Regions from separate parts of the Homo sapiens genome. Here region 1 is linked to region 2. The links are chromatin loops, found by intact Hi-C in ENCODE. Cell type or tissue: PC-3. All regions are shown on one strand. Links, peaks and the distances in the headings refer to the core of each region. The heading gives the core; the rest is flanking DNA.

Evidence for each region. Peaks named below come from ENCODE experiments on the same cell type or tissue, not always from the same donor. Only the 100,000 strongest peaks of a DNase experiment are listed, where the experiment ranks them.
Region 1: it touches region 2 in a loop (2.3-fold over the local background); 2 of 110 quality-filtered maps call a loop at or near these places.

Annotation. Positions count from the first base shown.
Region 1 is chr6:108,601,607-108,617,297 of GRCh38, forward strand. The region is part of intron 1 of FOXO3 (forkhead box O3); the gene reads left to right. Among named protein-coding and RNA genes, the nearest start is that of FOXO3, 49 kb to the left of the region's middle. In PC-3, for the core only: no CTCF peak of the experiment used is centred there; a DNase peak (open chromatin) is centred at 7,785; H3K27ac peaks cover 2,078 bases.
Region 2 is chr6:108,666,906-108,682,596 of GRCh38, forward strand. It overlaps FOXO3 (forkhead box O3), which reads left to right. Exons shown (of 3, transcript NM_001455.4): 3 at 12,922-15,691. Among named protein-coding and RNA genes, the nearest start is that of LINC00222, 77 kb to the right of the region's middle. RefSeq lists a silencer at 6,741-7,035. In PC-3, for the core only: no CTCF peak of the experiment used is centred there; a DNase peak (open chromatin) is centred at 6,906; H3K27ac peaks cover 2,811 bases.

The DNA of each region.
Region 1 (15,691 bases), core at 4,181-12,180, 65 kb before region 2:
CTTCTATTGCTGTCTTATAGCAACAGCTACCTCCTTTCCCCTGCCTAACTTGACCCCTGGCAACCATTAATCTGCTCTTCATTTTTATAATTTTGTCATTTCAAGAATGTTACATAAGTGATCATGTTATATCATACAGTATATGGATTTTTGGGATTGACTTTTTCCATTAAGCCTGATTTCCTGGATCCAAGTTGTTACACATCTCAGTAGTGTGTTCCTGTTTGTTACTCAGTAGTGTTCCACTGTATGGCTAGGTTACATTTTATTTATTCACTCATCACTCAATGGACATTTGGGTTGTTTTCAGTTTGGGGCTATTTTGAATAAAGCCTTGTGCTATGAATATTAATTTACAGGTTTTTATGTGAACGTAAATTTTCATTTTTCTGGGATAAATGCCCAATGACTTCATTTTAATGATGGCAAAATATTTCATTGTATGAAATAAATATTTCATTAATTTAGCTGATTTCTTCTAAATGGGTTGTTAAGGGTTTTTCCCCCTAGTTTTTCTGCTGTTATAAATATCACTGATGAAAATATTTTAGGTAAATCTTAATGTATATCTACTTTTATTTCTAGAAGTGGAATTGATGTCTGAGAGCATACAGAATTTTAAAGCTTTGCTTTTTCTAGTCACTCTTTTTTTTCTTTCCTAAAATCTTCCTAAACTCCTACCATCAATGTATGAAAGTGCCCATTCTCATACCCTTGCCAACACAGAGCATTATTACTTTAAAAAATCTTTGTAAATTTCTGCCATACGCCTGTAGCAGCATAACCTAAAGCTTCACTGTAAGTTTTCCAATCCCACTTGGCCTAAGAAGATCTTTCAGAGTAACAGAGATGCCACCAAGATCTTGTTTTTTGCGTGAAGTTTGGGACTCTGCAGCTTCATAGAACCTCAGAGGATTTGGTCTAGAATGGGGTAAAGAATTACAGGAAATCACTGAGTTTTTGTATGTTGCTGCTGTCTGTTATTTGTCCCTCATATTTATCCAGAAGGAGGCAAGTGTGCTGTCATAAGCAATAGCATTAAAACCAAACCAAAAAAAAAAACCTTTTATTATTAACAAAGGTTATTTTTTTATAATAGATGTGGATAACTTTTTATAAAGGCCGATTAATATAAGCAATATAGATGATTGTGTACATGTGTCTTTCTGTGTGTTTTGTATTATAGGAACCTATTTTGAAGCTCTTAGAGCTGAGAGTTAAGTGGTCTTTTAATGGAACTGCTAAGACAAGGTAGAGTAGGAGATACTTTTCTTCCCTCTTTATGCTGAAGTGTTTTAGTGTTTCTGTCTGTGACTAGGCAGTAACTTTGAAAGGAATAAGATAGGGTTAATAACATATCTACTAAAACTTGGAAAATATACTATATTTTCTGAGATAAAAATCTTTGGATTGAAAATTACTTTCTGGTGGAATATGGCAAACTGACATTCATTCAATGTAAGACTTTTTTTCCCTCACTTTTTGTGTTTTCATCTGTAGTTTTTTTTTTTCTTTTTTACCTGTGGTACCATTTTTAAGGTGAATCAGGCCAGTTTCAGCAAAAAATGGTTGTACTGTTCATCACTTCAGTAGAAGGTAGGATGACTTCGATGAGGTTGTGCTCAGTAACTTCTCTGGTGCTGAATTAGTGTCCTGTGACAAAGAAGGATCCCATTCTTACAAATAAATGAATAAAGGAGACTAGCAGAATCTGGCATTTCTCTTTTTAAAAGTTTATAATCAATTATTCATTCAGTCATTCAAGTACCTTCTACATGTTTGCAGCTAAAGACTAATGAGTGTAATTAAACAAGTGGATCAAGTAAAGCATCAGCCATGAAAACTTTTCACTTTCTCGGGGATGATAAAGGACCCTCCTTTTTTTCCTTGTCATATTTTCCAGTTTATCATGATTCTTATGGTATTGGTGATTTTAACTTTAAGTGTCTAGAAAATTTACGCACATTTTGGCCTAGGAAAGAAAATACAGTATTGAAGAACAAGTTGAGGATCTCCAGGTATTAAATATAACCTGATTTCCAGAGGAACTTGATATAAAGAGGATAGGACTCTGCTAATGGGGAGAGGAGGGAATCATTGTTGGGGTTTTGGGTAGAGCATCTTCTTTGAACTAATCCTGGACAGCCTTTCCCAAACTGAGGGTGTGCCATCATTTCCTTGAGGGCAGTAGAAGGCCCTGAGAATCTATCTGACAGCATTATTGAAGCTCAAGAGTTTAGTTCTATTTTTTAAATAAAAATTTCCCAGCATGGTACATTAGACAATTTTTTTTTATTTAAAAAGAAGTATTTTTGTAATGATCTTGGAAATATCTATAGGTCCAGGAATTCCTAGAATAATTTTTTTACTATGAAATTGCCTAGGAATGGTGACTTAAGCTACTCTGAAATAATATGGTATTGAGGATGATCACATCCTGCAAACAACTGCAGCCTCAGACTACTTTGACTAAAAGGATTCTAATGTGAGTGGTTGGAAGGAAAGGAGGCAGCATCAGGCACAATTTATTGAAGAGGTCAGAAGTAGCTAGAGGAGAAACCAACTTTTTACTCTTAAATAATCAAGATTTTTATGTAGATATTTTAGGAAAGATATGGTCATTAAAATTTGGAATTATGGTGAATGAAATAAGTAATAAAGAAAAACTGGAAAACGACAGTACGCACTGTTAATACATTTCTTGGTGACTAAATGAGGTGAAAGTCATTGGGTTCCTTTGCCCTCTTCAGTGGCAGGTTAAGTTTTTATGGCTTATTATACCTTTGGATGATTGTGTAGAAGAACTTCCTGATATATTTTTTTTCTTTTCGAATTTAAAGGTAATTTAACAGCGACGTGCCTTTGCCTGAAATGAGTAGAAATGTTATATGACTTATTAGTATGTAATATTACTTCTGACACTGACATTTGTGAACAAGGAATAATCAGTTTGCTTTCTTGTTCATTATTATGTTTTAACAAGAAATAAGTGTTACAGTGTTAGAGTCTCTACTAGAACTGAATTTGAACAACAACCAGTGAATGCAGCCAAAGAAAACAGCCAGTTTGGATGTTTCAGGCCCCCTCAACTTTTTGAAGGTTGGGTTTTTTTTTTCCTTGTTGCTTTTTGCTTTTCAGTTTGTTTGGTTTGGACCCTTTTTTAAGTATTTGAAGGATTGTCTAAGCTTAAGTTTATCCTTATGGAGATGCCTTCACGTGGGGCATCTGAATGTCATGAGTTTGGTGATTCTAAGCCTTCCCGTTTTGTGACTTGGCTCACTTATGGAGTGTAAAGGCCCTATAAGAAGAGAGAAAAAGGTATTTGAAGTCAAATGTTTCTGTTTTGCAAATTTACTTTATACTGTTCCACCACAGGATGTGGCCTCTTGGCTTTATTAATTTTTATTTTTAAGCTTAAGATGTTGCTTAGGCCAAAATAAACTTTTTAGTTGAGATAAATGAAGTTCATAGTCACACTCTTTATCATGGGTATCCTTATATCTAATACTAACTTTTCTTTTTTTTTCCCTGAGACGGAGTCTCATTCTGTCACCCAGGCTGGAGTGCAGTGGCACAATCTCAGCTCACTGCAACCTCCGCCTCCCAGGTTCAAGCAGTTTTTCTGCCTCAGCCTCCCGAGTAACTGGAACTACAGACGCCCACCACCACACCTGGATAATTTTTGTATGTTTAGTAGAGATGGGGTTTCACCATATTGGCCAGGCTGGTCTCGAACTCCTGACCTTGTGATCTGCCTGCCTTGACCTCCCAAAGTGCTGGGATTACAGGTGTGAGCCACCGCGCCCAGTCCTACTATTTTTTTTCATTTTATTTTTGCGATTTTGAAAACTATTAATAATTTCTGAGCATTCACTATGTGTCTGACACTACTGTGTCTTTTACATACAGTATTTCTAATCTATACCTTGGAAGTTGCTCATTTCTCAGAAAAAGAAACAGGCCTAGATCAATTAAAAGCTTGCCTCAAATGACACTTCTGGTAAATAAAGAGTGGGATTACAGGTCTGATTTCAGAAATGGTTCAGGGATGATTAGAATTATCCTAGAAGGGAAAGATTTGTTTGTTTTGTTTTGTGTTAGCACAGGGAATATCAAGATGTTTCTTGTTTTGATTACCTGCTTAGATAAAGCAAGGGAACAGGCCAGGAGGCTGAACAGTTCTGAGAGGGAGGCATGGAAATGCAGCATGAGGCAAATTCGCATGTAGGACAGCAAATTAGATGAAAATTAGGTTGAAGGGAGAAGTCACAAGATCCAATTATTTTGTTCAATGTAGTGCTTTCAAATCACTCAAAAGACCAAAAAAAGTTTTATTTTGTCATGTGAGCATGTGATCCTGGATAGTTAATTGCTTTGCAAATTGTCATTGGTAAAATGCTTTGGAGGTTTTTATGTAAGAGTTACAAGTAAATTAAAATAGTTTGTGCCACAAAGAAACTTTGGTGCGAAACAGAACAATTATAATTTAAAAGAGGTGGGGCAGTATGAGAAAGCAACTAATTTGGTATTAAAGGTTTGAAGACTGGAATTCTGTACAGTATGCTGGGAGACTCATCAGAACCTCTTCCCTGTTGTAAATAATGTTCTTGTCAGTTAATGCCTAATTGCTGCTCTTGCCTAGAAATCCAGAAGCTTTGGAGATAAGGAGGTCTCTCTGAATCCAGTTCCACAGTATATCAGCCCCTTTGTTCACCCCATAGACTGTACCCTTCCCAAGGGCGGTTTGTTGGCAAGTCTGTCTGGTAGGGCGGTGTTTTCTGCATAGTAATCAGGCCTCTGCAATTGTGATATTCCTCCCCTTCCCCCTAAACTCTTTGGGTTCTTGACACACATGGCAATGCCACTGGTATAACAGAAAGTCAGAAGGAGAAAAAGAGAAAATGTCTTCTCGAGTTCCAAGTGTCTGCACAGCCTTGCCAGACTATGATTAAGGCTTATCTACAGGAGACTGCATGAAAAACTTTCTTCTTCTCTTCCCAGGAAGCAAGCAGCCTTGTGAACAAGCAGGTTCAGAAAGCCAGGAACTGACAAACTTTTCTAGTCCTTTTGCCAGCCTGTTCTGCTTTTACCAAGAGTTTAGTGACAGGACTACCTGTTTTCAATAGTTAAAATGTATATTTTGATCACCTTTAGCACATGCTACCTTGCACAGCTCTTTTTAAAGCCTTATGTATTCTAGCTATTTGACCACTGTTGTGTGTGATTTTCATTTTTGATGCCTGATGTGACAGGAGGGGGTGAGGATGGGGGTCCCATAAAGATGCAGAGTAAGTTGAAGAAGACAATGCTTGTCCTGCCACCAGATGTCTCTTGTTTTTATTTTTGTTTTTGTTTTGTTATGTGTAAAAACAAATGAACCCTTGGGATATTAGGATATTTCGGAGCAAGGTGTTGTCACTGTTTCTCAGACTTGGGGAATTTAGAACTCATAGACTTTTTAATTATTAACTTGTATGTTTTGTCTTTCATACCTGAAAGGTCGTACTTAGGAGATGAAAGAATTTTTATCCCAAATTGAAATGTCTTAGAAGAATAATATTTCAGCTGGGCGCAGTGGCTCAAGCCTGTAATCCCAGCACTTTGGAAGGCCAAGGAGGGCAGATCACTTGAGCTCAGGAGTTCAAGACCAGCCTGGGCAACATGGCAAAGCCCCATCTCTACTAAAACAAAAATTAGCTGGGTGTGGTGGCGTGCACCTTTGGATCGCAGCTACTTGGGAGGCTGAGGCAGGAGAATTGCTTGAACCTGGGAGGCGGAGGTTGCAGTGAGCTGAGATCCTGCCACTGCACTCCAGCCTGGGTGACAGAGCGAGACTATCTCAAAAAAAAAAAAAAAAAAGAAGAAGGAGTTTCTGTACTCCCTTCAGAAACTTGCTTCACTGATATTTTCTTTTCTGATCCTGGAAAGGTTACATGTTTTGAAAATGGAATTGTAAAATGTGCTTGTTTCTAACCCTGTTTTTCTTGCTCTGTTTAGATGTCTAGATGATTATGGATACATTCTTTTCAGTCTCTAAAGTCTGAGGGAGTCCCTGTATCCTAATTTTTCTGCCAGCTGACATGTAGTAGAATATAAGCATCCTTCTGCCTTTAGGGACTTGCAGATTATATTCTTTGGATGGCTTACTTCAGATGCTAAGGACAAAATTTATTCATTCACTCAATAAATATTTATTGATGCTTACTGTGTGCCAGCTCCTGTTAGAGGGTTGGGGAATAAATACATCAGTGAACAAAAGATAAAATCCCCCTGCCTAAAGGAGATCCCATCCTAATAGAAATGTATGTTCTTTAACAGTAGATTATTATCCTGGAAGAACTAATCTTTATAATTACCAGATTCTTACTTCAGAGCAGTGGCATTTGGGGAGTTGGTGGCAGGTCTAACCTTCAGTCCTGCCCTATTTACTGCCATTTCCAAGGACCTTGGGATCATATAATGGTAGAGTTGAAAGACAGGTGGAAATTCTAGTCCAGTTCCCTCATTTTATTCATCAGAAGTAATGTGCAAATTCATATGCATACTCCCAGTGGGCCTTAAGATCACCTCAAGTTTCTCTCTGTTTCAAACTGAAGTGTCTGTTCTATACTCAGAATCATCTTTAGAACACTTGAGTGAGATCTCTAGTTCAGCCCTTTGAAAAACTGATGCTTGGATAAATTAAGTGACGCTCTCACTTTATTTAAAGATGATTGAGAATTGGCTATCACTGGCCTATTTTCTGGTCTTACAAGTAGTTCTGCCAAAGAGGCTAATTTCTAACTGGGAATTGTCTTTTGTCCCCAGAGGGAAATGGAACATGAACTGGATTGGAGGCACAGTCCTAAAGAGAGGGATACTCAGAGAACTTTGCAGAACTTTTTGGGTTAAAAAAAACAACTACTCTTTTCTGGTGCTACTGCAGTTTTTCTATCAAAAACAAAATCCAGGAACAAAAATACTCTGGCAGAAACCAGGAAACCAAATATCAGAAACCAAAGAGCCAACTCTATGGTTTCTGAACAGAGTGTACCATTTAGGATCCTGTTTAGCTACCTTTGGGTTTATTGGAAAACTACTCCATTGTGGTTACAAGTGGAAAACAATTTAAAGGCTCTTCTTTGGCTTTGGTACTTTTACAGGGTTTCACATTTCTAATAGTAAACGCTTCAGAAAGTTTGAAGAAATATCCTATTCTCAGAGAGAGGGTAGGGGAAAGCTTAACTTTATTTTTCTCTATCCCTCCCCTCCCAGAGTCCAGAAAACGGGCCCTAAATTCCCAGGACAGATTTGTTTCAACCTCAGGACAGTTGCTTAAGCAGTTAATGCTCAGCAGTATAGAACTTGTTTCCTTTTGTTAACGCTGAGGTTGCTACGGTACTTGGCCAGCTGTGGAGGTTTGTGAGCTGGACCTCAAGCTATTAAGAATAGCTTTGGTTGGTTTCGCCTTAATCCAAATGAACAGTTACCAGAGGACATGATGTAGAAGAGGTTATCGGAGGTTAGTTCTTAAAGGTCTTTAAGATCAGCCTGTTGTAATTCACATTCAGTAAAGCTATGGTTTATAACTGGTAAGCTGAGTAAATGGATTATCTCTAAGCCTTACTATTTTTAACCTTACTCCCCAAATAAATGGTGAATTGTCACGTCACTTCCAAAAGGTTTTATTTCAGTGAGTGTTTAGAGACTAGACAGATTTCACTTTGTTCCTGGAGAAGTCATGGTTGTGGTGACTGAGGGCATTGTCTGCTATTGTGGGAGAGGCACCAAGATGTTACACACTTGGTTGCTGATGGGCCTGGGTTCTAGGCCAGGTTTAGATGTTTAGTATCTGAGTCACCTAGAGCAAAGTTGTAAAGCTGTGCTCTTGATCTCTTTAGCTTTAAAATCAGCCAAAATACGATTTGGCCTATTAGCTTTCCAGGTGGTGATGAAAAGACACTATTGAGGTTGCAGGTGGTATTGTTAAGAAGGGAAGCAGGAAGACTGAGCATCAGATAGGCCTGTGAGTTTGTTTCTCGCTGCATCTCTCTTTGTATATAACGCTGTGGATCGCTTTTAAGGCTAAGGTATTTGTGTTTCTGGGTTAGCCACTTGTGCCAACAAAGCGACCTCTCTTTAACTGGAAAGCAGTTTGGTGTTCTCACTCATTTCTTCAGGACATATCATTACAGGTCTTTGAGTTGTAGTTAGGACTTTACACGTATGAATATGCTGCTAACACGCCTGGAGGACTTAACTGTTGACAACAGGGCTCCTTTTGCCTAGACTAGAGTTTTTTCATTAAATTCAGGAGATGTGCCTGTTGAATTTTTTTTAAATGTACACATACATGCACACATATGTACATTTTTGAAAAGAAAACAGTTGGGGGAAACCTGTCACCACTCCTCTTATCTGAGTTCCTTGCAGATTTGGCCATATATGCATGCATTGTTTGCTTGGCTGCAGTAAGAGATTTTTTTTGCACTTTGCTTTGTTTCCCCTTCCCCTCCCCATATACAGGCTTTACAATGGCTATTTAAAATCGTTGCTTTAATAGGACAAGGGTTGAATGGATTTATAATTTATTTAATTATTTCCTCACTGGAGAGCCCTTGATTTTTTTCCTCTTTATTTTAATATTCTTCAATATTATAGGTATTGTTTTTGTAATTTTAAAATAAAAGGACTGAGTCTAAGAGTCCTGTAAATTGCTTAGATTCTGTTAATAACTGGACTCCTTATCAGGAACTCAGAGTAAACTGGCCACAGGAAAATTTGCCTCACAAGAAACTCAATAGAATTAAAAGGAGAGGATTCAGTGTTCTTAAGTACAAGTGAAAGTCATGGGACTGGACCGCTTAGCTTCATGGGCTGAGCCTCTTCACCTTTGTGCTCTAAGAGGAAAAAACAGTGGAGCTTTCTGAGTTTTGTGTGTGCCCCTGTGTTTTGGTTTTTAAGAGAGAGAACGCATTCATACTCTGTTGTCTTTGCAAGTAGATAGAAGTGATAGGACAGGGACTGGGTGAAGTCTGAGGCATTTAAATACAGTGTAAAACAGTGCAGAGAGCAGCCCTCCCCATTTTCCTATCGCCCACACCTTTTGTTCCTTTTCCTCCCTCCACATCTTGTAACCCAGAAAGGATAAAAACTCTTTTCCTATAATCCTGCTGTTTTTGTGGCATTTGGATAATTTTACAGTGACATAAAATTGCCTCCCTGTTTTGAAACTGGTGATTTATTTTGAAAATTACCTGTGGAAAACAATCGTAGTTATTGAGTTGTAATTTGAAAACACTGAAATTTACCAATTTAAGTATAAAATTTGAGTTTTAGTGAATGTGTACAGTTGTATAACACCACAATTACGATAAAACATTTCAAACATTTCATCGCCACAAAAAATTCCCTCATGGCTTATTTTCATCAGTCCCTCTCCCTCCCCCTACCCACCCACAACTGCTGAGCTACTTTTTGCCTTTTCTAGAATTTCGTATAAATGTAGAGTCATTACTGTATGTAGCCCTTTGTGTTAGCATCTTTCACTTAGTAGAGTGCATTTGAGATTCATCCATGCCTTTTGTCAGTGGCTCATTCTTTTAATTGCTGAGAAGTATGCCATTGTTGTATGGATATTCTGTTATAGAAATATACCGGAATATTTTATCCATTCACCAGGGGATAGACATTTGGGTTGTTTCCAGTTTTTTACAGTTATGAATAAAACTGCTATTAATATCTATGTTCAGGACTTTTGGGGATGTATTTATTCATGTATTTGTGATAAATGCCTAGGAGTAGGACTGCTGGGTGGTAAGTGCAGTGTATGTTTAACTTTATAAGAAACTGCCAAACTGTTTTCCAGAGTGAATGTACTGTTTTGCATTTCTGCCAGCAATGTATGAGAGTTCTAGTTGTTTCACCTCCTCTCCAACACATGTAATTGCCAGTATTTTTACTTTTCTCCATTGTATAATGTAGTGGTAGATACCTCATTGTAATTTTAATTTGCATTTGCTTAATGATTAATAATGTTATGCATCTTTTCATGTGCTTATTTGTAAATTGTATATCTTCTTTGGTGACGTGTCTATTGAAATCTTTTGCCTTTTTTTTTTTTTTAAAGGATTGTATTCACACCATTTAGTTAGGAATTTCTTATGTATTCTGAATACATGTCTTTTATCAGAAATAAGTATTGCCAGTACTTTTTCTTGTTTGTGGATTGCTTATTCATTTTGTTAACAGTGTCCTAACAACTAAAGAGCTAAGTTTTAGCTCTTAAATTTAAGACTTTGATCCATTTGGAGATAATTTTAATATTTTGTATGAGTCTGGATTCATTTATCCATTGAACTTCCTTGACACCTTCGTGTATTTCTAGACCCTCTGTTCTATTGATTGCATGTTTTCTTTCTTATACTAATACTACATTGGTCTTTATTACTGTAGCTTTATTTTGTCAGGTAGTATAACTCTTCCAATTTAGTTCTTTTTCAAAATCATTTGTACTGTTCTAGATCTAGTCATCTTTAATTTCTCTCAGCAGTGTTTATATGTTTTAAAATACAATTCTTACATACTGTTTGTGAAATTTATCCCCAAGAGCTTCATCTTTTGATACTATTGTAAATGATATTTTAAAAATTAGTTTCCATTTGTTTAGTATGTAAAAATATAATTAATTGGGTTTTGTGTATTGACCTTAATGTTGTAACTGCTAAACTCATGTATTAGTTGTAATACCCTTTTTGTAGAGTTCTTAGGATTTTTTTACATTGATGATCATGTCTATAAATAGAGTTTTCTGGCCAGGCGCGGTGGCTCATGCCTGTAATCCCAGGACTTTGGGAGGCTGAGGTGGGCAGATCACCTGAGGTAAGGAGTTTGAGACCAGCCTGGCCAAGATGGTGAAACCCCATCTCTACTAGAAATACAAAAATTAGCTGGGCGTGGTGGTGGGCACCTGTAATCCCGGCTACTCAGGAGGCTGTGGCAGAAGAATTGCTTGAACCCGGGAGGCAGAGGTTGCAGTGAGCCAAGATTGTGCCATTGCACTCCAGCCTGGGTGACAATAGCGAAACTCTGTCTCAAAAAAAAAATAAAAAAAAAATTTTTTTTCTTCCTTTCTAATATATACTGTATACACTTTATTTCTTTTTCTTGCCTTATTTCACTGGCCAGGACCTCCAATACATTGTTGAATAGCAGTGGTGAAAGCAGAGATCCTTACCATTTTTCTCATCTTAAGGGGAAAGCATTCAGTCTTTCACTGTTAAGTATCATGTTAGGTGTAAGTTTGTCACATATTTCCTTTATCAGGCTGAGGTAGTTTTCTCTATTCCTATGTGTTGAGTAGTTTTTGTTTTTTAAATTATGAGTGGATATTGAATTTTGTCAGATGCTTTTTCCTCACCTGTTGAGAAGATCAGATGGTTTTTCTTTTTCAGTCTTTTAATATGATGAAATACATTGACTGATTTGCAATGTTAAACCAACCTTACATTCCTGGGATAAATCCCACCTGGTCTTGATATGTTACCATGAGATTCAAGTAGCTAAAATTTTGTTAAGGATTTTTGTGTCTGTCTTCATGAGGAATATTGATCTATACATTTCTTATAATATCTTTGCCTGTTTTTGGTACCAGGGTAATGGTGGTCTTATAACATGAGTTGGAAAGTGTTCCCTGTTCTGCTCTGGTAGCACTGTAGTATCTCTTCCTTAAATGTTTGGTAGAATTCAACGGCAGTTAAGCCATCAGAGCCTGGAGTTTTTTTGTGTGTGAGGAAATGTTTAACTGCTAATTCAATTTATTTCATAGATACAATGCTGTTGGCTTGTCTGTTTCTTCTTGAATGAGTTTTGGTAGTCTGTGTCTTTTAAGGAATTTGCCCATTTTATTTAAGTTGTCTAATTTATGGGCATAAAGTCATTTATAATGTTCTCTTATTATCCTTTTAATAGATATATCATCTGTAGTGATTTCATTTTCATTCCTGATGTTGATAATTTGTCTTAACTCCCTTTCCCCCTCATTCCTTATCTGTTTAGTGCCTTGCAATTTCATTGATCTTTTAAACGAATTAACATTTGCTTCCACTGACTTTTCCCCCGTTACTTTTATGTTTTTACTTCCATTGATTTTTTTTTTCTCTTTTAATCTTTTATTTCTTTTCTTCTGCATGTTGTGGGTTTAATTTGCTCTTTTTCTGGCATCTTAAGGTGAAACCTTAGATCATTTACTTGAGACCTTCCTTCCTAATATAAATGTTGAAAGCTATACATTCCTTGCTACAACTGCTATAGATGCATCCAGTGAAGTTTGTTTTTGCATTCAATTCAAAATTGTTTCTATTTTACCTGTAATTACTTTGGTCTGCAGTTTGTTTAGAAGTTAATTTTTAAATTTCCAAGTATTTGGAGGATTTTCTGGATATTTTTCTATTACTGTTTTCTAACTAAATTCTTTTGTGGTTGGAGAATCTGTTTTGTGTTGTTTTAAATTTGTTGAGACTTGTTTTATGAGCCAAGAATATTGTCTATCTTATTGAATGTTTTCCATGTACTTAAAAAGAATGTGTTTTCTGCTGTTTTGGGTGATTTGTTCTATAAATGTGAATTAGGTCAAGTTAGTCAAGTTCATTTTCTCACTACATGTTCTATCAATTACTGTGAAAGGAATGTTGAAATATCCAGCTGTAATTGTGGATTTGTCTACTTCAATTCTATTAGATTTTGCTTCATGTTTTTAACAAACTTTAATTGAAAAATAATAATTGTATACTGCTTTATGTATTTTGAAAATCTATTATTAGGCAGATTAACATTTAAGGTTGTTATATCCTCCTGATACATTGACTCTTCTATTATGAATTGTCTCTCTTCATCCTTGGCAGTATTTGTTGTTGAAATCTGTTCATTAATAACTGTTAATAATATAGTTACTCCAGCTTTCTTTTGACTACTGTTTGTATGGCAGATCTTTTTTCCTTGTACTTCTAATCTATCTGTGTCTTTATATTTAAAGTGGATTCCATGCAGATAGCAAATTGTTGGGTGTTTTTTAATCCAATCTGACAATCTCTGGCTTTTATTTGGAGGGTTTTTTGTTGATGTTTTGGTTTTTTTTTGTTTTTTATTTTTTGCGTTTTTTTCAAAGACCATTTTGTTTAATGTAATTATATTTGGGTTTAAATCTGTTATCTTGCTATTAGTTTTCTATTTGTCCCATTTGTTCTTTGTGTCCTATTCCCCCTTTTCTTGCCTTCTCTTGAGTTAGGTGGTTTTGTTTGGTTTTAATGAACCCGTGTTATCTCCACTCTTGGCTTATTAGGTACATCTCTTTGTTATTTTTTAATGGTTGCGCTAGGATTTACACATCTTTAACTGATGATAGTCAATCTTCTGCCACTTTACATGGAGTATAAAATCCTTGAAACAATATACAGCCACTTCTCCCTTATTATTCTTAGTGCTATTTTCTTCTACATGTATGTTATAAGCCCCAGAATATATTGTTATTTTTGCCTTAGATAGTCATTATCTTTTAAAGAGATTGAAGATAAGAAAATATTGTCTATATTTACTCATATATTGATCATTCCCCGCTCTTCATTCCTTTAAGTTCAGATGCCCATCTGGTATCATTTTCTCTCTGCTTGATGAAACTACTTTTTAAAATATCTCTTTGAATGTACCACTGCTGGCATTGATTCTCATTTTTGTTTGCCTGAAAGAGTCTTTATTTTATCTTCGTTTTTGAAAGACACTTTTAATAGGTATAAATTTCTAGATTGGTAGCTTTTTCCCTCTCTTAGTAAGGATGTTCCTCCATTGTCTCACATAGTCTCTGAAAAGTGATTTGCTCATTCTATATTTCTCTTAATGTCTTTTTTCTTCTGCCGCTTTTAAGTATTTTTTTTTTGTATCACTGGTTTTTATTATTGTGATGTGCCCTCTTTAATTACATCTGTTCTTTTTGGAGTTTGTTGAGTTTTTCTTGGATCTGAGTGTTTATAGTTTTTTATAAAAAAAATTTAAAATCCAGCCATTATTTCTTCAGATTTTTTTTCCATCCTCTCCCTCTTTCCTCTTCTTTTATGATCTCAATTACACATATGTTAGACAATTTAGTATTGTCCCCATAGATCACTGGATACTCTCAATTTCATTTTCAGTCTTTCCCTGTGCTTCATTTGGGTTAGTTGGTTAGTTGCTGTTGTTGTGTCTTATAATTTACTGATCTTTCTGCAATGTTTAATTTGCTGTTAATCCCATCCAGTGTATTTTTAAATTTATTTTTCTTTACTAGAAGTACCACTGGGTTTATTTCTTTTGTATCTTCCAATTTCCTGCCTTTTTTCCCTCTACCTTCTTACTACATAGAGTATATTTATAATTTTTTTTTTTCCTTTGAGAATGAGTCTCACTCTGTCACCCAGGCTGGAGTGCAATGGCGCAATCTTGGCTCATTGCAACCTCTGTCTCCCCAGTTCAAGCGATTCTCCCACCTCAGCCTCTTGAGTAGCTGGGACTACAGGTATGTGCCATCACGCCCAACTAAGGTTTTTTTTTTTTTTTTTTTTTTTTTTGAGATAGAGTCTCATTCTGTCGCCCAGGCTTGAGTGCAGTGGCGCAGTCTCGGCTCACTGCAAGCTCCGCCTCGTGGGTTCACACCATTCTCCTACCTCAGCCTCCCGAGTAGCTGGGACTACAGGCACCCACCACCACGCCTGGCTAATTTTTTTATTTTTTAGAGACGGGGTTTCACCATGTTAGCCAAGATGGTCTCGATCTCCTGACCTTGTGATCCACCCGCCTCTGCCTCCCAAAAGTGCTGGGATTACAGGCGTGAGCCACCACACCCGGCCAATGTTTGTATTTTTTAGTAGAAATGGGGTTTCGCTGTGTTGGCCAGGCTGGTCTCAACTCCTGGCCTCAAGCAATCCTCCCAACTCTGCTTCTCAAAGTGCTGGGATTACAGGTGTGAGCCACTGCGCCCAGCCATATTTATAACTTTTTAACAGCTTTGTTGAGACCTAATTCACATTGCCATATAATTTACCAATTTAAAGTTTGCAAATTGATGGTTTTTAGTATATTCACAGAGTTGTGCAACTATCTGTTGTGCAACCACAATCTAATTTTAGAATACTTTCGTCACCCCACAAAGAAACCTTGTATCCATTAGCGGTCATTTCCCATGTACCCCACTCCTTTTCAGCCTATATTGATATGAAATGTCAGTCTATAGGGACTCTTCTGGACATTTCATATCAATGGAATCATATAATAGGTAGTACTTTGTGAGTGCCTTCTTTCACTTAGTATGTTTTCCAGGTTCATCCATGTTGGTAGCATTTATCAGTACTTAATTTCTTTTTATTGCTAAATAATAATCCATTATATGGATATACTACATTTTATTTATTCATCAGTTGCTGGGCATTTGAATTGTTTCCAGTTTTTAGCTATTATGAATAATGCTGCTGTGAACATTTGTTACCAGTTTTTATGTGGACATATTATTTTAATGTCTTTGGGTATATGCCTAGGAGGGAATTGCTGGGTCATGTGGTAACTCTCTTTAACCTTTTGAGGAACTGCCAAGTTGTTTTTTAAAGAAGCTGCACTGTTATAATAGCTAGTTCAGTGCCCTTGTCTGCTAGTCCCATCATCTTGTCTCATTTCTGGGTCTGTTAATTGA
Region 2 (15,691 bases), core at 3,679-11,678:
TAGTCTCAGCAAGCTACTTACAGGCTTCTTTAAGTGGTGTAAAAAGCAAGGGAATTCAAAGCTGTAAAAACTTGAGCCTTGTTTAACCCTCTGCCATGATGAAGGACTTAACAAGGGTCTCCTATGGTGAGCTCACTCCAGCTCACGGGTGGTTGCAGAAAGGGGAATGTTAAGAGTGTTGTGATGCTAAAGCCTCTCAACTTTCTCAGGCCTAAGAGACCCCTAATGGAACTCAGATATCTGATTTCAGTCATTTAATAGCCCTTGAGATGGTGAAAAGACTGTAATGGAAGCTAAGTAGGGTGGTAGTACTTCCATGCCAGCCAGCTCAGTTCCATACCAGAACTTGGGCTAGTGGAGATTTGACTTCAGAAATGTAGATATTTGGCCTTTAGAAGACTAGTTTGTCTTCCTTTAAGGAGAAGAATATGGAAGATTTGTCTTTAGAAATGTAGATGTTTGGCTTTTAAAAGAATAAATGGTTTGTCTTCCTTTAAAAATAGGCTTTTAAAGACACAAGTAAGTTTTAATTTGAGTGTAATTGTAAGGAGGCCACTTTCTAGTTCGTTGGAAAATATGTGTTCAGAAGACAATGTAGTATCAGTTTTTGTCTGATTTTTCAAGTGTTGGTTTCCCTTTTGGTTGAACAGCAGATCTTTCTCGTATATGTGTAATTCTAAAGGATTGTACAGAAAATTAAGGGAGATCTAAATACTTAGATTTTTAAAGTTTATCTGGTGAACTCTGATTTTGGTGATGATAATAAATGACTGCATTGAGGATAATGCATTTCATTGTTATATCCTAATGAAGCTTTAGGGTCATCTTCGCCTCAGAATATTTTGGGGGAGGTTGTTTTGAGAAGATAACTTCTTCAGCTAAAAATGAAAAGTCACCAAATTTTCCTGAAAGTAGACTAGCTCAGTATGACCACAGAGCATTTAAAGAACCATCCAAAGGACAGTGGGGGCTGTGAGGGGATCTAGTTTCTGGTTTAGGATTTCCATTTTTGCTTAGAATCCATTGTTCTTTCAGCAGCCAGGAGCACATGCAACCTGAAGTGTATTTTTTACTTTAAAACTTAACTGTGACTGTCACTTCATTGAAGACTCTCCTAAATTCACAGAACGAGGCTGAGGTCAGACTCTGACACCCTGCTTCTCTCAAATTAACTGTCCCAGCTTCCCAAGAGTTGCTCTCTAATAACTTTCTTGGTTTAACTTCTTAGTGTTTCTCCAGACTGAATTCCTGGCTTGCTCACAGAAGAAGGTCATGTGATGCTGAATCTGAGCCGCCTTGTGTTAATGGAGCGGTCTGCTCAGTTGACAGGCAGTCTTGCTGGGGAGCTGCAGCAAGATGCTTCTCTGGCGGGCTGGGTGTTTCACACGTCATTCATTTTAGACCACGTGTAGAATTCTTTGACCCTTAGGTCTATCTGGAAAAGAAAAAATAGCCATACTTTTTTGGAGGGCTGGCTGCTGGGTCGTGAAGGGCACTGTGTTCTCTCAGGTGTTCATAAAGCTTGGTGCATGTGCTTACAGTTGGTGGCAGAGATGGTCATGAGCTGGTGTGGTGCTGCAAGCTCGAGCTTCCGGTAAGCCTTCTTGAGTTCGACATGTGTCCTCTCTGAGGGAAACCAGCTTCAGTCTCACCTTAATTTGATATCAAAGATGCCTGCATTCACAAACTTTCATTCATCTTCATCTTTTGACATTTGGAGACACCATTAGGGAGCAGCCCAATATTTAGTTTAAAGTACTTTACATAAAGACTGGGAAGCATCCACCAGCAAAAGCCCAGATGGAGAGGGGAGGGGTGGTTCACTTCTTGTCTCTGCCACATCACTCAATCTTGTAGAATATTAGGTTTCTCATTTGTCAAAAGAAGACAGCCTCATCAAGTTTTAAAGGTGCATAGTATGTATAATTTTAAACTTGAAGACCGGGCGCAGTGGCTCACGCTTGTAATCCCAGCACTTTGGGAGGCCGAGACGGGTGGATCATGAGGTCAGGAGATCGAGACGGTGAAACCCCGTCTCTACTAAAAATACAAAAAAATTAGCCGGGCGTGGTGGCGGGCGCCTGTAGTCCCAGCTACTCGGAGAGGCTGAGGCAGGAGAATGGCGTGAACCCAGGAGGCGGAGCTTGCAGTGAGCTGAGACTGCGCCACTGCACTGCAGCCTGGGTGACAGAGCAAGACTCCGTCTCAAAAAATAAAAAAAATAAAAACTAAATAAACTTGAACCCTAACATTTTGTCTGTGAAATGGACCTGGTGAAGTCTATGTTATGATACAGAGCTAGAAAGAAATAGTGGTGTACTAGTGTGGCATCAGCAGGCTGCAGTATTGGAAGCCATTTGGAATTTACGTGTAGGCTACTTCCCAAAAGGAGTAAATCTTTGATGCTTGTTTGACTGATGTTTGAATGCTGTGATTCTAGTATGTCTTTAAAATTTATGTTGGGGATAGGACTAATTCTAACCAAATACAGGTAATATAGACTGTATCGTGTTTTTTATTGATGTAGATATTTCTGTTTTAGGGAATGTAACATCTGATAAATATGAATCTGTTATGAATTACCTGGAGAATATATTCTGCTATTTGTACCTATGACTATAGTCTTCGGTTATAGTATGCTAGCCTGAAGAATTCTGCATCTTCAGGGATCTTTATTCTTACCTTTTAAAAAAAGCCGAAAGTCTGAACTGTCATTCAGGGAGAGAATGTTGGGATCTTTTTAGTGTCGATGAGCGCGAGAGAAAATTGATATGGCCATAAAAAGGGGTTTTCTTTGCAGAGGCTGGTACACTGGCTACATACGCTGTTTTTTCCTGGAAAGCAGTGACATTTAGCATGAAGGCTGCTCTTCCTGGGCCTGTTGGTTTTATAAAATGCACCTGTTTTCACCTCTGGCCAGCCTGCTAAGCATGGAGACAGAGCCTGAGTGGCTCCTCCTTCAAGCAGTTGTATTTATAAACAGCTTTCTGGAAGGTCTCTTCTGTCCAGAGAGCTCATGTAGAACACAAACAGGGTGAAAATCACCAGAATTACTATTTATAACTTAGAGTGTTCATAATGCTCAGCAGCATCTTGTAAACAACATTTTCTATCAGTAGAGTCTTCCCCCAGGGGCCACCTGTGCTTCTCACAGGCTTATCTTTCTATATGGAGATGGGAGAAGGGGGCTTTCTGGGATCCGCTTTGCCATTGCTGGAGAGATTGCCTCCTAGAGGTCCTCCTTGGTCTTGGGCCAAGTGGGAGAATGTTTGCTGACTGCTTTCTCTTCCCTGACTTGGAGACACATATTTACTGGACTTTCATCCCAAGATGGAGATTCTCCACCTTGCAGGAGACACCACCTGCTTCACCCTGGTTTTGTTGATGTGTTCATTGAATTTCAAAGTATTGCTTTCCCCAATCCTCCAAATTGTTTTGAAGTTTAAAGTTTCAGAAACTAAAATGAATTTAAAATGTGTTTTGCAAATTAGTATTTAGAGGTCCTGTAAGTCAATGTTTCTCAAAATGTTTCTCGGAATACTAGATCCTCAAGATAGTCATAGATCCTCAAGATAGTGAAATGGAAAATGGATTCTGTGGTCAAATAAGTTTAAGAAATACCATGTTAAACAAAGAGAAATTGCATTATTTCCAAGAGAACTTCTCAGAGCCTTAAAGGTTAATACACATTATGAACTTTTTAGGGTAGGATATGTTATGCAGTGTTTCCTAAATGTGTTTGATATCTTGAATCAAATCCTTTTTCTTCAAGAAACCATAGCACCAGTGTTCTAAGGAACCCCCTTAAGAAATGCTGTCCTAGAGTTTTGCTGAAAGGAGTCAGCACCCCCTTGGAGACAGGGCTTCTTTGCCCTTCTCCTCCCTTTCTTGCTGAGTTTTTTGTATGACCTTGTCATATATCTAGTGTTTCTCAGCCATATCCATGCATGGGCTAGCTGCCCGGCAAAGTGGTAGGCCCGTGTTGGTAGAAGTGCTCAAGAAAGGCCTGAAATCATTAAGCACAGTTCATCTGTTGAGTACCTGCTGGGCACAGGGGATAGAAGTGGGTAAAAAGGGTCCCTCCCTTAAAGAATGCGTGGCCTAGTGGAGAAAGTGGTGGCAGTGGCGATGACAGTTTGTCGTAGAGCCAAAGACTGCCTTCCTCACAAGGTTGGAGCAGAGGTGCATGTGGTGTGGCAGCCTGATGTGCCTGGTTTTCTGGGACACCCCTGCATTCAGGGGTTCTGTTCCATTATCACATGGTCTATTCCACAAAAACACAGACCCTAAGACTTGAGGAGCTCCATACTAACAGGTCAGAGTTCAGGCTGAATCCAGATGCTGGTTTCTTTTAAAAGCTCTGCAGAGCACTTTATGTTTGATTTCTAGAGCTGGTGAGTTCATCACGGTTGGACATGAGCCGCCCACTTCAGCACACTGTCCCTGGGGCTCAGCTCTGAGGGAGCTGTGGATTAAAAAAGCCTCCCCTGCAGCCCACTCCAAGTTAAGTGAGATCCTGTGGGATGGCAGAGGAGCTGTGGGACTTGCAGCAGAAGGCTGCCTTTTTCATGGCTGTGTGTCCTGCAGTCAAGTCCCTCATCTCTCAGTTTCAGTTTGCTTATTTATAAAATGAGGTTAAAATTAAAACTTGCCTCACAGAGCTCCTAGAAGGACTACCTCTGATATGGGCTAATGTCTTTTGACACCTTTTTAAACATGTTATTTAATGTTTATTGTGATTTAAAACAGCTCCAGAGGTTAATAGTGGAAGCCAGAAGCAGCCACGCCAGTCTTAAACTATGGGCAGAAAGAGTGACTGTTTTCCTCAGTGAACTAGATTCCCCTGGGTTTTTCATTAAAAAGGGATCACAGTTACCTGTTGGTGTGAGAACTTTTATTTCCAGAGTCAATGTCCCTTAGAAGTTCTGCCTGCCAGTTTGGGGGTGCTCATTAAAGGGGCTGTTAAACGAAACTAATGCTACAAATGGTGTTGAGGAGAGCTGTTTGTGGTATCCAAAGTGCTCCATTAGCATCTTTAAAGGATCGCCTGAGAAGTCCCAGCTGTCTGGCTTCAGCTCTGCTTAGCATGGGTACCCATCGGTGTCCACAGGGGCTAGCAGCAAGTCCTGCTGAAGGAGATGCCCCACCCTGCTCTTTTCAGCTGCCTTAGAGCCTCAAGCCTGAGCCTCTCCTGCTGTTGGGAGGAACCTGGCAATGCCATCTTTGTCTTCCCAATGCCGGTCATCCCAAGCCACTCAGAGAGATAAAGAGCCATTGCAGTCCCTCTTAGGGCTGTCTTGGAGCAGAAAGACTGGCACATGATAGCATGGTGTTGGCAGTAGTCTGGCCTTGGGTCTCCCCAGAGCTGGTGGTTTATCGCTTATTAGTTACTGTGATACAATTTGAGGTTCAGAAAAGACAGTCACTGTACCCTTAACATCTCTTCGAATTCTAAGTTGAGTGAAAACCCAGAAAAAAAATAGGCTGTTCTTCTCTAAGCGCTTCTAAATAAGCAGCAGCCAGGCCAGGGACTAAAATACATCGCCCTGTAGAGCCACTGGACACTGGGATGCAGGTCTTTTGTGTCTTTCCTGCTCAGTAATAGATGTGGACCTTAGTTTGTAATTTTAGGTCGGCTTTGTTTTTTAATAACCTATTTTTTGCTAAAATCCATGGCATTCGTTTATTAAAGAATAGTATCACTTAGTCACGAAGTCTCAGAGGGTAATTCCAGTGTTTCTGAAGGCTAAAACTGTAATTGACAGTCTTGGTTTGATTGAAGGTTTGGATGTCAGTACGTCTCCTCTCTCTCCCTCCCTCTCCCTCTCCCTGTCTCTTCCTCTCTCATCCTCTTTCTTCTTCTTTCTCTCCGTCTCCCTTCCCTCTTCTTTTCCTGCTTTGTCTCTGATGCAAGAAGTCTGAGCCATAAGGTTGTGGGATTTTTTTGTTTCCTTTTTTTTTAAATGTGTTTCTGTTTGTGTGGAGTGTTTGACTTGATTCTTCAGGGGAAATCAGTGACTAAGAAGAGAAGGCCAGAGGTAGAAGTCCAAGAATTCTGAGGTCGAAATTTTCAGTTAATTTCCAGTAGGCCTTCATTTCTGTATATGCCACTGTAATTAATTGGGGCTTTCATTGGTCATTTGTATGTTCAAAAAAGATCAGACAGCAATACCGCCCAACGTAGTTATAAGTAATCAGAAAGTGTCTTGACTGATAGACCTGTTGGAAGGTGACCCTAATGTTTACCTGAAAATGCTGCCTGCCCACCGAGTAACAAAAGCCAAAGCACTCCCTGCCCCACTCGTCAGGTTCTACTCAGACTGCCCTGCTGGCTGGAGTGGGGTGCCCCATGGGAGGCAGCCCCAGCCGGCACTTACACCAAGGTGCAGGTGCAGGCCAAGCTGTAAGAAGAGGGCCACCGGGGCCACACACGCAGATTCCCCTCACTACCGGAATCTGCACACCTGGCCAGGGCACTCCTTTGTCTCCCTCAGTTGTGGAGCCACCCTGGAGTTCCTCTCAGTTCCTCTGTGGCACTGGTGTGATGGTTGTTACATGGCCACCATCTGTGTCACCTGTGTGTCCTGGTCATACCTTACAGGTGGTTTGGACTATTTGTAGAACTCAACTAGCTGATTCTGTGTTTTCAGTTTCAGAATCACTTGGAAAAATTAGATTGTCTCTCAGAATCCTGTGTATCTAAAGCAGGAAAAGAGCGCTTTAGAGATCCTCCCTTCAGTATTTGGTAGCTAAACCCTGAGATGGACTGGCAATTACACCTGCATTTCCACCCACCCTCCAGGGATCTAGGGCATCCCAGCCTGCACACTCCTATCATTCATCCCTGCCCCGCCCCCCACATACACACACCCCAGTAAATGCAGTGAAGAGTCATACAGGATAGGGTCACACCCAGCAAACATAAACATTGTGATATGCAGGTCATGTTTGATGACTGAACATTTCCTCCTGTACTACAATTCCCTATTGTTTTTAAAAGGTGAATCACTTTATTGACAGCAGCTTGAAACTTAGAGTAGCAAGACTCTTAATTTGGGGGCTGGTGGTAAGGATATCTATGGTGGGATGTACAGAAAGGATAGGAGAAGATAAACCTTTTATTAAATACTTGAGAATTAGTTGAATGTTAAAATCGTGCCTTGTATTGATTTCATCTGTAAGAAATAGGAGTTTTAGAAATTGAATGATTGGAAACCATCCTTTTCACATAAAGTACTGCAAATCCTAGGTCATATCCCACCAGGCAGTAGGTTCTGCCTGGACTCAGACTAACTCTTGGCAAATATGAGTAGGTCATGGAAGCAGTTGCAATGAAAGGATGCTGAGTGTTTGAGTTGGCAAAGAGGAAGAGAGGGTTCTTCCAGGAGGATGGTTCTTTGATTGATTCAGCCAACATTTATAGTGCATCCATTTAGTACTTTCAACTTACCAGGTTCCTTGGGACATCAAGAAAACTGTTGTTTCTTTCACTGGAATATGTGCTGCACGAGGGAAGATACCAGACAGTGCTCTTAAAGTAGTAGGTGCTCCATAAGTGTTTGATTTGATTTGAAGACTTTGCTTAGCTTTCAAGGAGTTCAACATGTTAGGAGCTCAAAGTCCCTGAAAAAGTTGCCATTTCAGGCACATTATGATTAGATACTAGGTGAGTGACTTAAGAATTGAGTCAAGGATAGCGTAGGGAAGGTGGGGCTGCAGGAGCCATCTGAACATGTAGGTGATTTGCTGGGTGGTAAGAAGAGCCGTCCAGGCAAAGTGTCTTTGAACCTGACCCATCGGACAAGCGGAGGGTTTGTTCCCAGAAGCAGTAGTGGGCCTTAAAGCATGGATGAGGACAGTGGAACCTGATCCCACAGGCCTTTACCAGCTAAGGGTTTTGGATATTATAATAAAGTTAAATAACCATGAATTCAGAGAGGATCCAGACACCCTTTAAAGGCTTTTTGCCTAAAAACTGGGCCTTTAAAAAGAACATAATCTAAAAGTGTACATACTATTATACGTGGTTTGCAAATCTGAGAATCTTAAGAAAATACTAAATCTCTGCAACTTTGCTATTGACAGTAAATCAATACCTGTCATATTTCTGCCACATTAGTATTCATAGTCGACTCTGGATATGTGAAAAATATTGGTTAACATAATCCCTGCCTCAACATAAAGTCAGAGATAGGGATTTATCTGTCCCTATCTCTGATAGGGATAGATCAGATAGTTTAAGATAGGGCATTCTTAAACTTATTTTAGCCATTAATAATCGCTAAATTTAAGCAACAGAAAAGCTGGTGCCTCCCAGCAGGTGGCCCCCAGCCCTTTGTCCCTCAGCTATGAAGTATGAGGATGGCTACCTCTCTCCCTGTGTCTCCCTTGGGTTTTATCAGCACAGCACAAAGGCTGGCTGGAAGGGCAGTCCACTCCAGGTCTAGGCTCTGAGGTGTCCTGGAGGCGAAGACTCTGGAGGACCTTGTCACCAGCCTTCCCAGACTGGTTCACCTGCTGCCTTGACCAAGCCCAGGAATTACTGGGAGGCAGTGCAAGGCAGCCTTTACACAAGTCAAGCTTGTGTTTTACACCCTGTCTTCCTGGAGTCCATGTGAGACTTCCTTGTCAGATTGCATTAATATCAATTCCTTATCTCTCCTAAGTGTTCCATATTTAGTCCCCAGCTTGCTCTAGGGGTTGAAAGTTTGGCTAAAATTATCTTTCTTTTTAAAGAGTGAGGAAAGTGGTGTTTCACTTTATTTTTGCTTGTGGGGCAAACTTTCCTCAAATCATCTAGTTCTGTCTAACTAGGAAAACAGTTGATAACCTTCATGGATTTGTGAATGTGAAGGTTTCAACTTATGATCTCTTTTTCCTTCCATGTCCTATTTAGTATTAGGGTCCTGTTCTGTTCTTCTCTGCCCAGAAGATAAAAACACTACTGAAAAATGTTTCACAGTGGATTAAGTTGTGGGAGGACAGCAGTAGGAACATTTATGTTTTATTCCCAGATTAAAGTTGATTGGGGTTGTTATGTTTTGTGTAGTTTTTGGAGGCATTTCCCTTTCTTAGAGTATCATGTGATTTATGGTGATAATTAGGCAGAAACTTGTCTTCCCTACAGATGCCAAGATTATAGAGGGACTTGCTCTCACCAGAGACCAGATGACAGCATCCGTAGATATTTTTAGAATGGACCTCATCATTTATTTGGTCTCCCCATTTCATTTTCTTTGTATCAGCAATTGATTTCAAACTTGTTTATTGGGCAGGGAGGGGAGAGAGGGCGTCTTCCCTTATTAATGAAAGTCACTGATGGGACAGAACAGCATCTTTGTATTTATTGTTAATTGGCATATTGCCTAGTACTTGCAGAGTAAACTACAATTCCATCAGCTGTAGCTTCATTTTCTTTTCAAAAGTTTTGCTTAATCTGATGTGTTTTCTTACAGCATTTTAAAATTTTATTTATTTATTTTGAGACCGGGTTATGAGACTAGTTTTTGTATTTTTGGTAGGGACGGGGTTTTGCCATGTTGCCCAGGGTGGTCTCCAACTCCTGGTCTCAAGGGACCGCCCCCCTCAGCCTCCCAAAGTGCTGAGACTACAGGCATGAGCCGCCATGCCTGGCCCCTTAATCCGATGTGTTTTTAAACTAGAAGAGCATCGACACATACACATAAATCTCACGGTTAACTAAATAACCGTATAACTAAAATGTCATACTTTAAACTATTTAAGAATGACATGAGCTTTCTTAAAACCCATGAAACTTGTACCCAAGCTAAGTATCATTGACTTTCCCAGCTCAGTAGCTGGGTTTCATCACTTAATATGCTCCCTCTACTCTTTCTGTCCTTGATTGAATCAGATAAGCATGTACAAACATTGAGCCACAGGAGAGCCATTAAAAATCTAAGACAGATGAGCTGCTGCTTTCCTTTTGATTATTTTTATTACCCCAGTTTTCATTGTAAATGGTGATTCTGGTGTTCCTCTGAGAAGGTTAATTGTATTTCTGTTCAACATTTATCTTCTATATTTTCAGTGTTTTACAATCTGTTTTCCTTCTGTCACAGAGGAAACCAAAGGCCTTTCTGTTCTCTGGAGTGGGAGTTTCTGTATTAAATTTGTCCTCTGCAAGAGTTGCCTCTATACCTGGGCCAAATCCTCTACCAATTCAGCCTATAAGCACCAAGGTGGTTTCCTGAGCAGGCCTCCCTGGGAGGGCATTGCCTGGGGGACCTCAGCGGAAGCTGTAGAACATAGCTTCACAGGTGACCCCAACCCCAATCTGCAGAAAGGGAAAGTGGTGATTCACACATCTCGTTTTTAATAATGGAGTTCTCTGAAGATTGGGGCCTTTTGATGAAGGAATGGATATTAAGCCTGGGGACTGTGGTTGGTTAGTGCTTTAGACTGTCCCACATGGGCCTCCTACTCCTGGCTTTGGGGTGATGGCCTGTTCTGCTCAAAATTGTGCTCTGTTAGGGGCTCATGGGTGTCCTCTGTCCTCTTTCCTGCTGTGTTGGCCCAGCCCACATTGGAGCAAGCCACACTCCCTGTCTCTGTACTTGGGGAATGAAGTGTGTCACCTTCCCATTATGCACTGGCTTCTGTGGCTGCATAATTAATACCCAAGGGAACTGGAGAGAGATCTGAATTAGGTAGTACTTTACAGCTTCTCCCTCGGCGCTTACAGTAAGTCAGGATGGGGACTTGGGGATGGGAGTCCCCTGATGACTGATCACATAGTGATGTTGGATGGTGGTTTATTAAGTGTTATTGTGAGGGGAAAAAACCAAATCCTCTTCCAGAGGACTGTGCCTGTGAAACGCTATCTAATCATTCATACTTTGCAGGGCAAGGTAGAGTAGTTAGAATAGCACTGACTTTAGCAAGCTACGGTCTTCACAGATGCTGAGATCTAGTATTTACTTCAGCTTTTACTCCCTCTAGAATCAACAAGCCATTATTTTATAGTCCAAGGTAATATTATCTAGTAGCTTTACAAAGCAAAGAATGCCCCAAAAAACCATCAGCCAGGGAAACTAAAACCTAGGGATAGACAGGAAGAAGAAAGAGGCTTCTTTTTATACTTTATTGTCCCTACCTCCAGTAAAACAACCTAAATTCTTCAATTTGGAGCTTTAACAAGGATAAGTAAATATGACCATGGGCATGTAACATTGTAAATACTAAGTCCTGCTGTGTTTGCAAACATTGAGAGTGAAAGGTAAGATTGCCAGCAAGTGCAGAGTCACAGAAGAGATTGAAGTTACAGTACACTCATGAGAATTCCTGATGACCCTACGGTACAACCTCTAAAGGTGGGAGAAGCAGATGTATATAATGTGATTTTGTGTGTGAGTTTTTTGATGCTTTTTTCATTACTTATTTACCTTGTCTGGAGAGAAAAGCACGAGTTCATGTTGTTTCACTACCACTTTTCTATCCATTTCTTGGCCTAGAGCCGTTTCTTTACTACCATAACTGCCAACACTATCTCCATAAACAAAGAATCTTATGTCTGGAGGTCTGTCATGTCACGTCCTTTTGCTATTAAGACAGCTCTATGAATATACTTTTTTTTTTTTTTTTAATCCCTTAACTTTTCTGGGCCCAGTGGTCACATGACATCTGATAAGACTTGTATAAATTCAGATGCTCTAAGAGCACCTTTTTTGTGCCTTTCCATTGAAGACAAAATAATAATTGGAGGCAGAATAATAATAATGTTGTTGATTGTTAATGGGGTGTTTTATGGGGGATTTCTTGTCCATATATGTGTTATGTAATTTTTTTTCTCCAAATTTGTAATACAAAAATCAAATTCCTAAGCCAGGTGCATTGGCGTGCCTGTAGTCCTAGCTACTCAGGAGGCTGAGACGGAAGGATCTCTTGAGCCCAGGAGTTCAAGTCCAGCCTGGGCAACATAGCAAGACCCCATTTCTTAAATTCTTTTTTTTTTTTTTTTTTTTTTGAGACGGAGTCTCGCTGTCGCTCAGGCTGGAGTGCAGTGGTGCGATCTTGGCTCACTGCAAGCTCTGCCTCTCAGGTTCACGCCATTCTCCTGCCTCAGCCTCCCGAGTAGCTGGGACTACAGGTGCCCGCCACCGCGCCCGGCTAATTTTTTGTATTTTTAGTAGAGACGGGGTTTCACCATGTTAGCCAGGATGGTCTCGATCTCCTGACCTCGTGATCTGCCCTCCTCAGCCTTCGAAAGTGCTGGGATTACAGGCGTGAGCCACTGCGCCCGGCCCATTTCTTAAATTCTTAAGATGGCCCGCTTAGTAATTACTTACTCTTTTTATGGTGGGGAATAGGGGAGTCAAGATTACCCACACCCAGCACTGCAGACTTATTAAGGCCTTTATAGAAAGTGGCCATTTCATCTCCACTGGTGTTGGGGTATTCGTGGAAAAGGGTGGTAAGCAATTCAGTTAGTCCACATAGCCAGTAGGGAAGAACCAGAAAAGTATAACTCATCTACTTAGGATGAGCGGCTCTCCTTGTTTTAGCATGGAAAGTCCCATGTCCTAGGAAATCCCTCAGTCCGGAAGTCTAGAACAGAATCTTATCTGCACCTTGAACATCTAACTAAAAAGGACCCACCAAAACACCCCTAATATGGCTTTCTTTATCTCCCAAAGTGAATGATCCCATTCCCTTTGGGCTTTTCAACTTCAGAGCATTTTGTAATAAGGACAACATGAGAAATAAGGTAAGTAATCTTTGTGCTTTGTCCTTAGGATTTCAGACCTTTGAAACTGGTGTAGCAGAGCAGCTTTGCTGTGCTAGCCCTGGGCTCTGAGGTGGGTGAGGGAGATGGAAGGCCTTGACAGGTGGCCCTCAGGTGCCCACTATTGCTGTTGCAGTGCCCTTAATGATCTCTGGTTTTCTTTTCTCCTCCTTTAGACCCTCAAACTGACACAAGACCTACAGAGAAAACCCTTTGCCAAATCTGCTCTCAGCAAGTGGACAGTGATACCGTTTACAGCTTAACACCTTTGTGAATCCCACGCCATTTTCCTAACCCAGCAGAGACTGTTAATGGCCCCTTACCCTGGGTGAAGCACTTACCCTTGGAACAGAACTCTAAAAAGTATGCAAAATCTTCCTTGTACAGGGTGGTGAGCCGCCTGCCAGTGGAGGACAGCACCCCTCAGCACCACCCACCCTCATTCAGAGCACACCGTGAGCCCCCGTCGGCCATTCTGTGGTGTTTTAATATTGCGATGGTTTATGGGACGTTTTAAGTGTTGTTCTTGTGTTTGTTTTCCTTTGACTTTCTGAGTTTTTCACATGCATTAACTTGCGGTATTTTTCTGTTAAAATGTTAACCGTCCTTCCCCTAGCAAATTTAAAAACAGAAAGAAAATGTTGTACCAGTTACCATTCCGGGTTCGAGCATCACAAGCTTTTGAGCGCATGGAACTCCATAAACTAACAAATTACATAAACTAAAGGGGGATTTTCTTTCTTCTTTTGTTTGGTAGAAAATTATCCTTTTCTAAAAACTGAACAATGGCACAATTGTTTGCTATGTGCACCCGTCCAGGACAGAACCGTGCATAGGCAAAAGGAGTGGAGCACAGCGTCCGGCCCAGTGTGTTTCCGGTTCTGAGTCAGGGTGATCTGTGGACGGGACCCCAGCACCAAGTCTACGGGTGCCAGATCAGTAGGGCCTGTGATTTCCTGTCAGTGTCCTCAGCTAATGTGAACAGTGTTGGTCTGCTGGTTAGAAACTAGAATATTGATATTTTCAGGAAAGAAATCAGCTCAGCTCTCCACTCATTGCCAAATGTCACTAAAGGGTTTAGTTTTAAGGAGAAAGAAAAGGAAAAAAAAAAAAAACAAAAAAGTCCTGTTTTGCTTTGCAGAACAAATGAACTTACAGGTGAGCATTAAGCTTGCAGTGAGAAATGTGCGAAGAGTAAAAACCCAAGTCAATGCTGAGGCAGTTCTAACTTCACTGTTTTCCTAAATACACATCCTTGATTATTTTCAGCCTTGCTATATAATCTGATCTGCTAGAAGTGTATGAGTGAGAGGCAATAGCATACAAACTGATTTTTTAAATATAAGCTTAGGTTGTAATTGTACAAGTGACTCAATGGAAGTACAAAATAGGGCAGTTTTAACTTTTTTTTCTGCTTCTATGGATTTCATTTTGTTGTGTTTTCAAAAAGTTATGGTGCTGTATAGGTGCTTTCTGTTTAACCTGGAAAGTGTGATTATATTCGTTACCTTCTTTGGTAGACGGAATAGTTGGGACCACCTTTGGTACATAAGAAATTGGTATAACGATGCTCTGATTAGCACAGTATATGCATACTTCTCCAAAGTGATATATGAAGACTCTTTTCTTTGCATAAAAAGCATTAGGCATATAAATGTATAAATATATTTTATCATGTACAGTACAAAAATGGAACCTTATGCATGGGCCTTAGGAATACAGGCTAGTATTTCAGCACAGACTTCCCTGCTTGAGTTCTTGCTGATGCTTGCACCGTGACAGTGGGCACCAACACAGACGTGCCACCCAACCCCCTGCACACACCACCGGCCACCAGGGGCCCCCTTGTGCGCCTTGGCTTTATAACTCCTCTGGGGGTGATATTGGTGGTGATCACAGCTCCTAGCATAATGAGAGTTCCATTTGGTATTGTCACACGTCTCCTGCCTCGCTTGGGTTGCCATGTTTGAGCGATGGCCCTGTTGATTTCACCCTGCCTTTTACTGAATCTGTAAATTGTTGTGCAATTGTGGTTATAGTAGACTGTAGCACATTGCCTTTTCTAAACTGCTACATGTTTATAATCTTCATTTTTAAAGTATGTGTAATTTTTTTAAGTATGTATTCTATTCATATGGTCTGCTTGTCAGTGAGCCAGACTTGCTTACTATATTCCTTTATAATAATGCTAGCCACTTCCTGGATTCTTTAGTAATGTGCTGTATGCAAGAACTTTCCAGTAGCAGTGAAGGAGGGTTGCCTCTCCAAGCTTCCTAAGGGATGCTGCCCTGTGTGGGGATGCATTGCAGAGGCACTAGTAGCATGGGGGCTAGAGTGGGGAGCGAGATGTAAAAGGGTGGGGGGATAGGAGAATTCCAGAGTGCTTCCAGCATTAGGGTCCTGAGAACTTCTGAGTTCAGAGAAACATGCAAAGTGACTAACAAAATAGCTACTTACCTTTGCAGTTTTACAGACCCTGGGAGCTGCTTTGGGAGTGAGAAAGGCAACCCTCCAATGTGTTTCAACTTTAAAATGTTGAATTCTTTTCAGACATGGTATCTCATTTATTCTCCTTTTCTAGCGTTTGTTGAATTTCAGGCAGAATGTCTTACAGAATGTCCTAGAACCAGATTATCATTTAATCTGAAACAGCTGAGGAAGGGACAGAGAAGGTACAAGGGCAAGGCAGCACAAAACAGATCAGGAGAATGAAGAGGGAATGCTTTGGTTTTTTGTTTTGTTTTGTTTTTTCTTTTTCAAGTAACTAAAACAGCATCTACATGTAGAGTGTTGTGGAGAGCTGAGACCAGGGTAAAGTCAAGTGCAGCATCAGTACTGCGAGACCCACCAGCCCCTGGAGAGGGTCAGCCGAGAATCTGGTAGTGAAGCCTGTCTAGGGTCCCGGCACCCTCACCCTCAGCCACCTGCAGAGAGGCCAGGGCCCCA